Linked DNA regions of Mus musculus: all the other regions are linked to region 3. The links are chromatin contacts, found by Hi-C or POLR2A ChIA-PET in ENCODE. All regions are on one chromosome and are shown on one strand. Each heading gives the region's core, a stretch centred on a gene start or an enhancer-like site at or near the end of the contact. The rest is flanking DNA. Distances are from core to core; before and after follow the strand shown.

Evidence for each region. Hi-C counts contacts between places; a loop is a spot of excess contacts on that map. ChIA-PET counts read pairs that join two places held with the same protein, here RNA polymerase II (POLR2A).
Region 1: a loop to region 3 is called in a map of heart, with 2.0 times the contacts of the local background. The contact joins the enhancer-like site here to the promoter of Creb3l1 in region 3. A Hi-C loop is called at or near these places in 5 of 37 maps with a recorded cell type or tissue (gastrocnemius and heart).
Region 2: a loop to region 3 is called in a map of heart, with 3 times the contacts of the local background. The contact joins the enhancer-like site here to the promoter of Creb3l1 in region 3. A Hi-C loop is called at or near these places in 8 of 37 maps with a recorded cell type or tissue (T-helper 1 cell, T-helper 2 cell, gastrocnemius and 1 more). POLR2A ChIA-PET finds 5 or more read pairs at or near these places in 3 of 5 experiments (Patski and embryonic stem cell).

The regions. Positions count from the first base shown.
Region 1 is chr2:91,982,438-91,986,369 of GRCm38, reverse strand. It overlaps Creb3l1 (cAMP responsive element binding protein 3-like 1), which reads left to right. Exons shown (of 12, transcript NM_011957.2): 10 at 83-209; 11 at 2,938-3,205; 12 at 3,363-3,932. The coding sequence ends at 3,399. Among named protein-coding and RNA genes, the nearest start is that of Dgkz, 34 kb to the right of the region's middle. Within about 2 kb of position 1,774, at least 1 of the 3 ENCODE cell types and tissues checked has a DNase peak (open chromatin) inside an H3K27ac peak, as active enhancers do; it is heart, where a contact is called at or near this core.
Region 2 is chr2:92,056,459-92,060,113 of GRCm38, reverse strand. No RefSeq gene overlaps it. Among named protein-coding and RNA genes, the nearest start is that of Gm31473, 30 kb to the right of the region's middle. Within about 2 kb of position 1,518, at least 1 of the 3 ENCODE cell types and tissues checked has a DNase peak (open chromatin) inside an H3K27ac peak, as active enhancers do; it is heart, where a contact is called at or near this core.
Region 3 is chr2:92,022,817-92,026,375 of GRCm38, reverse strand. Creb3l1 (cAMP responsive element binding protein 3-like 1) reads left to right here and starts at 2,206. Exons shown (of 12, transcript NM_011957.2): 1 at 2,206-2,372. The coding sequence starts at 2,271.

The DNA of each region.
Region 1 (3,932 bases), core at 525-3,024, 40 kb after region 3:
GAGGAGAGTTGGGAGTGGCCAGTCTTGTAGGCCTGCCCTGCCCCAGATCCGACTAATAATAGACTGCTCTGTCTACTACTAGGTGGCAGCCTTGTGCTTCGTTCTGGTGCTGGGCTCCCTTGTGCCCTGCCTTCCTGCATTCTCTTCCGGCTCAATGACTGTGAAAGAAGACCCTATCGCAGCTGACAGTGTCTATGCAGCCAGTCAGAGTAAGTACCTCCAAACTCTGGGTGTTAGCCAGTTACTAGAGAGAAGCCATATCAGCTGCACTCACACCTTTAATCCCAGCACTCTGGAGGCAGAGGCAGGTGGATCTATGAGTTCAAGACCAGCCCAGTCTACATGAGGAGTTCCAGACCAGCCAGGGATACATTAGTGAGACCCTGTCTCCAAAAAGTCTGGAGTGCTGGAGAGATAGATGGCTTGGTACTGGCTGCTCTTTTAGAGGACCCATGTTTGGTGCCTAACCACCCATATGGTGGCTCACAGCCACCTGCAACTCCAGTTCCAGGGGATGAGATGCCAAATTCTTGTCACCGAAGGCACCAAGCACCCAGGTAGTACACAGACACAATGGCAGGCAAAGCATTCATACACATTAAAAAAATTAAAAATAAATATTTATAAGAGATTTGGGTTGGCATTATCTCATTCTATACTCTTTTTTTAAAGATTTATTTATTATTATATGTAAGTACACTGTAGCTGTCTTCAGCCACACCAGAAAAGGGTATCAGATCCCATTACAGATGGTTGTGAGCCACCGTGTGGATGCTGGGAATTGAACTCAGGACCTCTGGAAGAGCAGTCAGTGCTCTTACCTGCTGAGCCATCTCTCCAGCCTGAGGACCAGATTCTTTGCCTCTCTGAGATCCTTTGGCGCAGCGATGTGGAGAGGGCAGACTTAGTGGGCGGCAGAGTGTTCTAGGGACAGCAAGTGAGTGTCAGTCTTCAGTCATTTCTGATGTGACAGTGTTAAGAAAGCCGCTGAGGCACAGGGGACCTGCAGCAGGTGTCAGGACTCTGCTGGGAGTGCCTACCCCTGGGGAGCATGGTAGTTGTGATGTGGGTGCCACCCCAATGGAGTGCGGTGTGGTTCATTTCAGAATCAGTCACAGCCGGCTCTGCATTTGCTAGTTGTGTGAGCCAGGGTGCACATCTTGGCTTCATGTTGATTTCTAGACTCCAGAAACTGCCATCCTTACAGTGAGCATATACCTTGCCTTCTGGAATAGCTCCTGACATGAGGGGAAAGACAGGCCACGAACAGCAAGAGTATAGGGAACAGCAAAGATTAGCATGGCTTTCAGAGGTAGAGGCCACTTCCGGTAGACCCATGGAAGAACTTCTAGGCCATCCTTCATATGCCAGGGACATGAATCTTACGTGGCTGAAGAGAAAGAGGAAACAGATGAGAGGTCAGAGAGAGGGGAGAGCAGGGAGTGTATGGAGAGGAGGGGTACTGCGGGGGTGGGGGTGGGGGCGGTGAGCAAGGCTGAGAGGCTAGAAGGGAGGACAGGAGCTGGGAGCTGGGAGGAGAACTGAGAGGAGAGGGGCTGCGATGGAGCGGTGGGGTGGGGCTGGCGCGGGGGCGGGGCGGGGCGGGCCAAGGCTATCAAGGACAGAGGAGAGGAAGCAGACACAGAAGAGGAGGGGCTGTGCTAAAGTACAAACCCCAGGGAGGGGGAGGGAGGACATGAATGAGCCTCTGGAGGGAGTGAAGCACAGGGCAGGGCAGAGGGCACGTCTGAGGAAGGAGGTGGCTTGTTGAGCGGGCTGGTTTCCGGACTGCAGCTTCACACAATGCCAGGGGCCGCCTTTTCCATAGATTCTCATAGATTAAACCCTGCAGGGGAAGCTGGGAGGCAGGCAGCAGACTGGAGCCAGGAAGCCAATTTACGGGGACCCTTGATGATGAGCTCTGGGAAGCGGGGCTTAAAGCACCTCATTCCCAGGGCTTCGTGTGAGATTTAATTGGCTTTAAGCTAAGGGCTTTATATAAAGCCTGGCACGGGTGTCCAACAAACATTCTTTTTTTTTTTTCTCTCCCCTTGACTTCCCAGAGGAACTAGCCTAGAAGAGAAAAGAAAAGGGTTTCCTTAATTCTCCCAGGAAGTAAGTGGCACGGGAGGATTCGAACCCAGCTCTCAGCAGGTCCTGTCAGTGTGATCCTAGCTTCTTAGGTCAAGGCCTAAAGAGCGTAGGTGTAAGGCTTACACGGGCTACAAAATTAATTAATGGCCTGCCTGAGCAACTTAGTGAGACCCCCCCCCGTCTCAATATAAACGAGAGAGAGAGAGAGAGAGAGAGAGAGAGAGAGAGAGAGAGAGAGAGAGAGAGAGAGAGAGTCTTGACCTAGCTATTACGAAGTTCTGGGTTCAGTCCTTAATATAAGGAGGGAAAAGTCCCAGTTCCCAGTAAGCAAACCATTATTGTCTTGCTCAGAAGTGCTACATTTTTGTGAGCTCCGAGCGGGGCGTGGTGGCGCACGCCTTTAATTCCAGCACTTAGGAGGCAAAGGCAGGCAGATTTCTGAGTTTGAGGCCAGCCTGGTCTACAGAGTGAGTTCCAGGACAGCCAGGGCTACACAGAGAAACCCTGTCTCGAAAAGCAAAAAAACAAAAACAAAAACAAAAACAAAAAGCAGCACAGCTTCAATTGTTATACTGCGTTTACTCATTGAATCCTTGAATCTCCGTGAGGTTGGTTATACTATCCCCATTTTACAGATCAACAAACTGATGCCCAGCAAAATCAGAGCAGAGTGTGTGACTAGCCTAAAATCACATAGCCAGGGATCCTCAGGGCTAGGAGGAGGAGTCAAGCCTGTAAGATGTCAGAGGCTGTACTCTTCATGCCCGGCAAGTGAATGAAGCAGATCCGGCAGAGGGCACATACCTGAGGGGCCTCCGTGGCTCACCCTGGTTTTCTCCACAGTGCCTTCCCGAAGCCTACTGTTCTACGATGATGGGGCAGGCTCATGGGAAGATGGCCGAGGTGCTCTACTGCCTGTGGAGCCCCCAGAAGGCTGGGAGCTCAAACCCGGGGGTCCAGCAGAGCAGAGGCCCCAGGACCACCTCCGACATGACCGTGCAGACAGCATCCATGAGACCACCAAGTACTTGAGAGAGACCTGGCCAGAGGACACTGATGACAACGGCACCAGCCCCAACTTCTCCCACCCCAAGGAGTGGTTCCATGACAGGTGAGCAGAGGGACAGCCTTCCCTTCCCAGGGTCCCAGGCTGTGCCTCCCTCAGCCACATCTTCCCAGGGGGAGGGGGCCCTGGTCAAGTCCTGGCTCACAGTTGAATGACGGGTACCCCAGGGCAGATTCATCCCTGGATCTTCTTCTCTCCCCAGGGATCTGGGCCCCAACACCACCATCAAACTCTCCTAGGCCACTCCAAGACCCAGGACACAGGACGGACACCCTGGCACCCAGAAGAGGCGTTCTCTTGCTCGATGACCCAGATCCAGCTCATACCCCTGCCCCCCGGGTCCCTGTAGTAGCTGGGGACGCTCTATGTCCCCAGACACTTGGACTGCTCCCCTGGGCTGACCACTCCGTTCCCACCTTTCCCTCCTACCACTATCCGTCCTCCTCCGATAAACCACTCACTGGGCTACCCGTTTCCTTCCCATAGTGACCAACGCAACCACTGTTCCTGGCCCCCTCATACACAAACACACAAGCAGACATACACACACAAACACACACCCCCATCTCCTACTGTACAGAGACCAAGAACAGAAATCGTTTGTAAATAATGAACCTTATTTTTTATTATTGTCAATCCCCTAAGATATTGTATTTTACAAATCTCCCTCCCGTCACCTCTCCCTTATTTTGTATTTTATGAAGTTAGTGCGGGCTTTGCTACCCCTTGGCCTGGGGAAGAGGGACACCCCACCCTCACCAGGCCTCTCCCT
Region 2 (3,655 bases), core at 269-2,768, 34 kb before region 3:
ACGCATCGCGAGTGATCGGGTGGGTGGTGTCACCTTCACTGCGACGGAGAGTAACGGGGACAAGATGCAGCGAGTTGGAGATGCGTGCGTAGCAAACCAAGTGGACTTGCGGGGCGTGCTCCGGGCGCTGCGGGCGAGTGGGAGGCGCCAGAGACAGAGGAGGAGTCTGTCAGAGCGAGCACCAAGGGAGGAGAATCTGAGCTGAGGCCCTGAGGGATGATGAGGAATGGGTTCCGGGAGGATGCAGGGATGGGGAGCATTATGTTGATGCAGAGCAGCCTCCGCGCGGGTAGCGGTGCGCCAGGCTGGGCGGAGCCCGGACACCGGAGCAGGGGTTGGCACCTCCGTCCTCCCGGCCAGGCTGCGGTCGGAGCCTCGGGTGCACCCCGCAGCGGCAGGCGCAGGGTCTGACCCAGGGAGGCTTTTCCCAGCCGGGCATCCACGTAGCTGGAGTACCACCCGGCCGTCCCGGGCCACTGCAGACGCCTGGCGTGCGCAGGCCGCGCCTCCCTAGCCCGAGGGCCTAGAGACGTCACCGAGGCTCTGACGCGCGCTAACCCGGGCGCGGGTTTCCTCCCCGCAGGTCCCGGTCCTTGCAGCCCGCCGCCGCGTCCTTGGCCCTCCTCCCGGGATTCTAATTCGGGAAGACTGTTTGTCCTTCAGCTACTGATAAGGACTCGAGTTTGTGAATAATAATAATAATAATTTTAACAATTCCGGGAAAGAAATAACCATACTCGAGAAACATAATAATAATAACCAGCCCGATAGACCTCTGCTCCTGTGCTCAGTGCTCTTAAGGACAATAATGACAACAGTCATAATAGCCACAGTTTATTAAGCGCTTACTCTTCCATCGCAGTGTTAAGCGCTTTGCAGGCAACAACCCTCGGAGGTAAGTACCGTTATGCTCCCTATTTTTCAGGAAACTAGGGCAGAGAGGTTAAGTAACCTGCCCCAGGGCACACAACTAGCTGATGTCAATGCCAGAATCCCAACCTAGGCTGCCTGTTCTAGTGTAATCCTCGAGCCAATCCGTCAAGGTCGGGAGCATTCTCTCCATCTTAAAGATGAGGAAAACAAGGCACATGGAAATTTAAGTACCTTGCCCAAGGTCACCTAGCTGGATGAGGCAGAAAGCGAACCCAGGGCTCCTCTCTGTCCGCAGAACCCTCGATCTTGGCCATAGGCGATGCCATTTCCAAACCACCTCGGATAGCCCCGGCTTCTGGGAGGCAAAAGCAGCCGCTGGTGGATTTGGGTAGATTCCTGCAGCTTCCGCTCAGCTGATGAACCGGGTGTTTTGGAGCAGCGTCCTTGCTCTGCCTTCAAGCGTAGGATGGGGACGCCTCTCCTGGAATCCAGACCCAGACTAGGCTCGGCGATCCCGAGAAGGGACGGAGCGGGGGCGGAGGCAGCGGAAGGAATCCCGAGTCCCATTTGACCAGCGGCGGGTCTAGGCTCCGGATTTGCACCATATAACCAGCAGAGGGCGCTGCCGCTCGCGCATGGAGTTTCCGTCCCCTCTGCCTACAGCCGCCTGCAGTGGCTTTCCTTCTCCAGGTGACTGAGCCCACGCCGCATTTAGACCGGCTTCTTTAGACCGATTGACATTCGTTCAAGGCTTCCCAAGTCCCAGCCGCTTCGATCTTGTTTTGTATAAGGGGGCAACGGCAGAGATTCCACTCGGTTAAAAGGCCTAGGTGTTTGCAAATTCAGCTCGGTCTGGTCAGGTCTTCCCTTCTAGTGAGCCCGAGGGTGATTTAAAATGGAGGTAGACCCTCCACTTGAAGTAGATTACAAATATTCTTTCCTTTTCCAAAATGGCAGATGATGACTAAAGAGAGAGCCCACAGACGAGAGGGTCTATTTTCATAACAGCCGCCGCCTATTGGTCGCACCAGGCCCTTTTTAGACCTTGATACAGTATGGCCTGTACCGTGGGGATCATGATTCCTGTTTGATGTAAAGTCAAAAAACTAGTAAATAATGACACCTGGATTTAATCTAGGAACTCCCTTAATTAACAGTTACATTCCCAATACCCAGAATGCACAAGCAGACACAACTGATTGGAAGATATTGGTTATAATCCCAAATCTACCGGTGCTTAGAACCCTACCATGGAATCGGGGACTTGGCCAGCTTTCTGAGCTCCCCCCCCCCACCCCGAACTCAAATCTCTAAAACAGAAAAATAAAATATAAAGGTGGCCTGAGAGCATGAGCTGGAGGCTTTTTGCTCAGGCTTGGAAGAATATCCAGTGAGGCTCAGTCACTTCCTATGTCTGGGCTCTGAAGACATAAAGGTGGATCTAGGAAAATCTGAAACGCATGGAAGGGAAGGGGAAAACTCTTTCTGTGGCTTTTACTTTAAACTAAGCCTCATTTTGCTATTTGTGCTATATTTTTAAATTAACGTGGCTCTCCCCACCCTTGAAATTGGCACACAAATAGCAAAAACAGAAGGAAGGCCAGCTCGCAGCTTTAAATGTGGTTCTCAAGAAGGAGGGACCGGACTTAAAAAGGAAATGGGAATTAAAATGAGGTGTCTAATTCAGACAGACTTTCCACGAGGAATTTAGATCACGGCTCTTGTAACAGGAGTGTTGTCTGGGGCTGGGGCTGGGTCTGGGTCTTGTGTCTAAATGGGAGTGCCCCCAATGAAGAGGTTGAATCTTCCTTTTTGAATACGCCTGCATCTCTGATCATCTGGGTGTAAGATTCAGGGGTGGGGTGGGGCCCTGCCCCCTGGATCTGTCTCTCAGTCGTCTTACTTTTCCAGAAGTTTGTTTGGAAATTCAATCCAGGTGTGACCGTCAATAATCACAACCTTAGGCGTGGTTAAGTAGAAGGACTCCTTGACTATAGCATTAGCAGCTGGTGGCTTTTCCAGACAGGGAAGCCAGTGAACAGATCTCAGGAGACTTGTCACCTAATAGCTGTCTCTGTTGCACTGTCTTTGAGCCAGAAGAATTAGCCCTCTTCACTCAACACAAGAGAACTCAGGCTGTCCTCGGCTGCCTCCTGCAAAATAGTGGGCCTCTTTGTCCTTCTGGGTAACGCCTTTCCTTCTGTCAGAGCATTCAGTCCACAAACATGTGACGACAACCCGAAACATACATCAGCTATCGATATAGCAGAGACCCCAACGTGAGCCCAAGGCGCATGGTTTCAACTTTCCTGCCGCGCTCCATGATATTAATAACTTTCTTCTCCAGCTGGCTCCTAACTCCCATTCCTTTGGCTCATAAAAGCACTGCTACCCAGACCGAAACAGATCGGGCCATATTTATGAAGCACGACTTACAATGAAAATCCCAAACTGACACAGTACTCCGCTGCTGACAGGAAAATGCTACTTTAAACAGCATTGACTGCTGGGACACGCTTCCTAAATTCATTTTTAAAAAATATGCATCTTAGAATTAAGTGAGTCACAATAATCAGGGGAAGAAAGAAGACAGGGTTTTTGTTAACTCTCAAGATTGTTCAATCAAAACAGACTTTCACCATCCACACCCTAAAAAAGACAGAATATGTAAGGTAAAATGCCAGGTCCCCCCCCCCCCACTTTTCTGGAAAATCCATTAACATTGAATGATCTTGGCCTTGACCTATTTTAAAAAATGAAAAGAATTGAAGGTAAGAATGAG
Region 3 (3,559 bases), core at 957-3,456:
CATAACTCTGAGCAGGAAACAGTGGACCCAGCCCTCTAAGGAGTACCGTTCTGAGGCACTTTCCCTTGTCTGGGTGCTGAGAGATTGTTTATCAGCCCTTTTAAGAGATTAAGTTGTCGAAGCAGCAGGCTCCTTAAGTAATGAGTCCAAGGGGCCTAGGCGTGTCAGGTGACTGGACAGCACTGTGGCTCACCACACTTACATCCTCCCACATCCTGCTCTGAAGAACATCTAGAGGCTTAATGGTTGATGAGAGAATGGGGGGCTCCACTCACGCCTCTGCCTGCAGGAGAGCTGGATTGCGTGTTGTCCTGATGGGTTTTGGAGTCCAGCAAGGTCATGGTCAACTGTGCAAACAAAGGCTGAAAGGCATGGAACTGGTGCTGAGCACCTGTGCCCGGAGTCTGTGCAGGGATGGCGAGTGCTCCCATCTGGGCCTTCCAGGAAGGCTTCCCAGGGGAGGAGACACAGAAGCCAAGAGTGAGAGAGCTCAGTGATAAAGACTAAATAAAGAAGCTGCAAGTCAAGAACTGAGATGTGGCTCAATTGGCCGAGAGGCAGAAGGCCCCAGGTGTGATCTCCAGCACTACCAAAAGCTGGGTGTGATGCCAGGCAGCAGTGCATGACTTTAATCTCAGCACTCCGGAGGCAGAGGCAGGTTGATCTCTGTGAGTCTGAGATCAGCCTGGTCTACAGAGCGAGTTCCAGGACAGTGAGGGCTAACTACACAGAGAAATCTGTCTCAAAAAACGAATAGATAATTGATAGATAGATAGATAGATAGATAGCAACAAAAACACTACATGAGACCCTGCCCCTCCCCATGTGAACACATACACACACACATACACACACACACACACACACACACACACACACACACACACACCATTGTGGAAAGGTATTTTCTGAGTCTGGAAGAACAGACTCTTGCGTCATCTCCCCAACCCAGGGAGGATAGAATTCCCTGACTTTGGTTTAATCCAGGGTTTAATATCAAACTGAAAAAAGCCTGACACTGTGGTGCACCTGACTGAAGCAAGGGGGAAACTAAGTTTGAGGGCAACTTGGTCTACAGAGAGTGTTCCAGGCCAGCCGGACCTACATAGACACCCTATTTAAAAAAAAAAAAAAAAAAAAAAGGAGAGAGAGAGAGAGAAGATGAAGAAGAAGAAGAAGAAGAAGAAGAAGGAAGAGGAGGAGGAGGAAGAAGAAGGGGAGGAGGAGGAGGAAGAAGGGGGAGGAGGAGGAGGAGGAGGAGGAGGAGGAGAAGAAGAAAGAAGAAAGAAGAAGAAGAAGAAGAAGAAGGAAGAGGAGGAGGAGGAAGAAGAAGGGGGAGGAGGAGGAGGAAGAAGGGGGAGAAGGAGGAGGAGGAGGAGGAGGAGGAGAAGAAGAAAGAAGAAAGAAGAAGAAGAAGAAGAAGAAGAAGAAGAAGAAGAAGAAGAAGAAGAAGAAGAAGAAGAAGAAGGAAGAAGAAGAAGAAGAAGAAGAAGAAGAAGAAGAAGAAGAAGAAGAAGAAGAAGAAGAAGAAGAAGAAGAAGAAGAAGGAGAATTAGGCGAATTTGGCTTCCTAGTCAGTCCTCAGTTTACAGAATCGTGGCTTGTAAAGCCATCACAAGCCGTCCAGGTTTCACGAAGCCTACAGTTTCCAGGATAATTTTGCCTTTATCCCCCTTATTTGAGCACTCAGAGAGCTGAGCCAGCCAAGGAAACCTAACAGACACACGTCTCTTTAAAGGAGAGGCGACGAAGCCCCAGCCACGCCCTCTACTCATTAATATTGAGTTATCGTGAATATTGATGTGGGGGCGTGGCGCCCGGGCCAGCTGGGTTAACCAGCCCCGGGTTCCCAGTTTCAGACTCCGGAAAGTGACAGAAGCCGCGCAGAGGAAGAGACCCAGAGAGATCTCTGCGACTCGGCAGCCACCCATCCTCGGGGGAGCATTGAGCTCCCCCGCCCCTGGCTCCCGCCCGGCCTGGGGGGCTCCTCCAGCATCGGCCCCACCCCCGGGCTCCCCATGGAAGCCAGCTGCGCCCCGGGAGGAGCAGGAGGAGGAGTCGGCTGAAAGCCCACGGTGCTTTCGGCGCCGCTGCCCTAAGGCCCCCCAGCGCCCCCGACCCGCGCCACCCCCACCGCTCCTCCCCCGGGGCTCGCCCGGACCTGCCCCCCGGGCCGCCTGCCCGCGCCCAGCCGCAGCCCGGTGCGGGGTTCGCCGCCGCCCTGGAGTGAGGAAAGCGCAGCCCGAAGGGGTCCCCTGGAACCCGGCGCGATGGACGCCGTCTTGGAACCTTTCCCGGCCGACAGGCTGTTCCCGGGATCCAGCTTCCTGGACTTGGGAGACCTGAATGAGTCGGATTTCCTCAACAATGCGGTAAGAACGAAAGGGTCTCGGTTCCCCTTTGCACACAACTCTCACCCCTCTCCGCAGAGCGCCTGGAACCCTGCAAAGACCCGCAAGAGCCAAGGAGGGGGTTCAGCACAGGGTCCCTTGGATGGACACGTGCTAGGGTTTTAAGATGGGGCAACTAGTTCCTTGGACGCCCCTCTTAGACCAGGAGCCTAGAGAGTAGGCTCGCAGCTCTCGCCCCACACCACTCCTGGGGACTCAATCCAAGAACACGTTGGCCTCTGGCTTCTAGAGGAAGGGGACAAGGAGGCGTAAGGGGCCTCTGAATCTCGACATGAACTAACGAGACACCAATCCTCACCCCAAACCCCACAGCCCGCGCGCGGCATAGTCAGCCATAGTCTTCCATCCGCCCTCCACCCACCCCAAGGTTCTGGAACCAGACTGGGCGCAAAGTAGAGGAGCTCTTTCCTGCGCCCTCTTTAGGGCCTCGGTGGCTCTGGGGCTGTATCTCCGCCTGGGGGCGCACAGGGGTGCTTTCCCAGGCCAGACGCCCGAAGCTTCTAGGGGGTCAGAGGCAGACCCAGATACAGAGCCAGACCCAGAAACTGAAGAACCCTGCTCTGGCCTCCCTCCCGGGAAGGCAGTAGGGGGTGGTGGGACAGGGAAGCACCGGGTGACGTCTCAGAAGACCCTTTTTTTTTCCTATCAGTCTCTTGGCCACTGTACTTCTTGTCCCTAAGTTCCCTGTGGTTCTGCTAACTTTGTCTCTCCCTGTGGCTTCATGACTGCTCCTAGCTGTGAAGTTATCCTCCTTCTCACTCCTTTCCCCTTCTTTTCTAAGGAAACGTGGCTCTCTCTTATTTCCTTTCACTCTCTTTCACTCGGGCTCAGCCCTAAGACTTGATGGAGGAGGAGCATGGCTGACAGACAGATACACACACACACACACACACACACACGCACACGCACACGCACACGCGGTGGGGGGGGGGGGGGGCAGGATTCAGGGGCTCATCCTGAAGAAACGTGGGCTGTTTGGAGAATCTTCTGGGAACCCACCCCCACCATGGAATGAGCCACATTTGCACACCCCTCCACCCCACACACACCAGAGACCAAACACATGGCTCCCCACCTGTTTGTCTCTACCTCTTGCTCTAACAAAACTTAAGCAGACAAAGGCCTTAGATGTCATTGAGTGTCCTGCT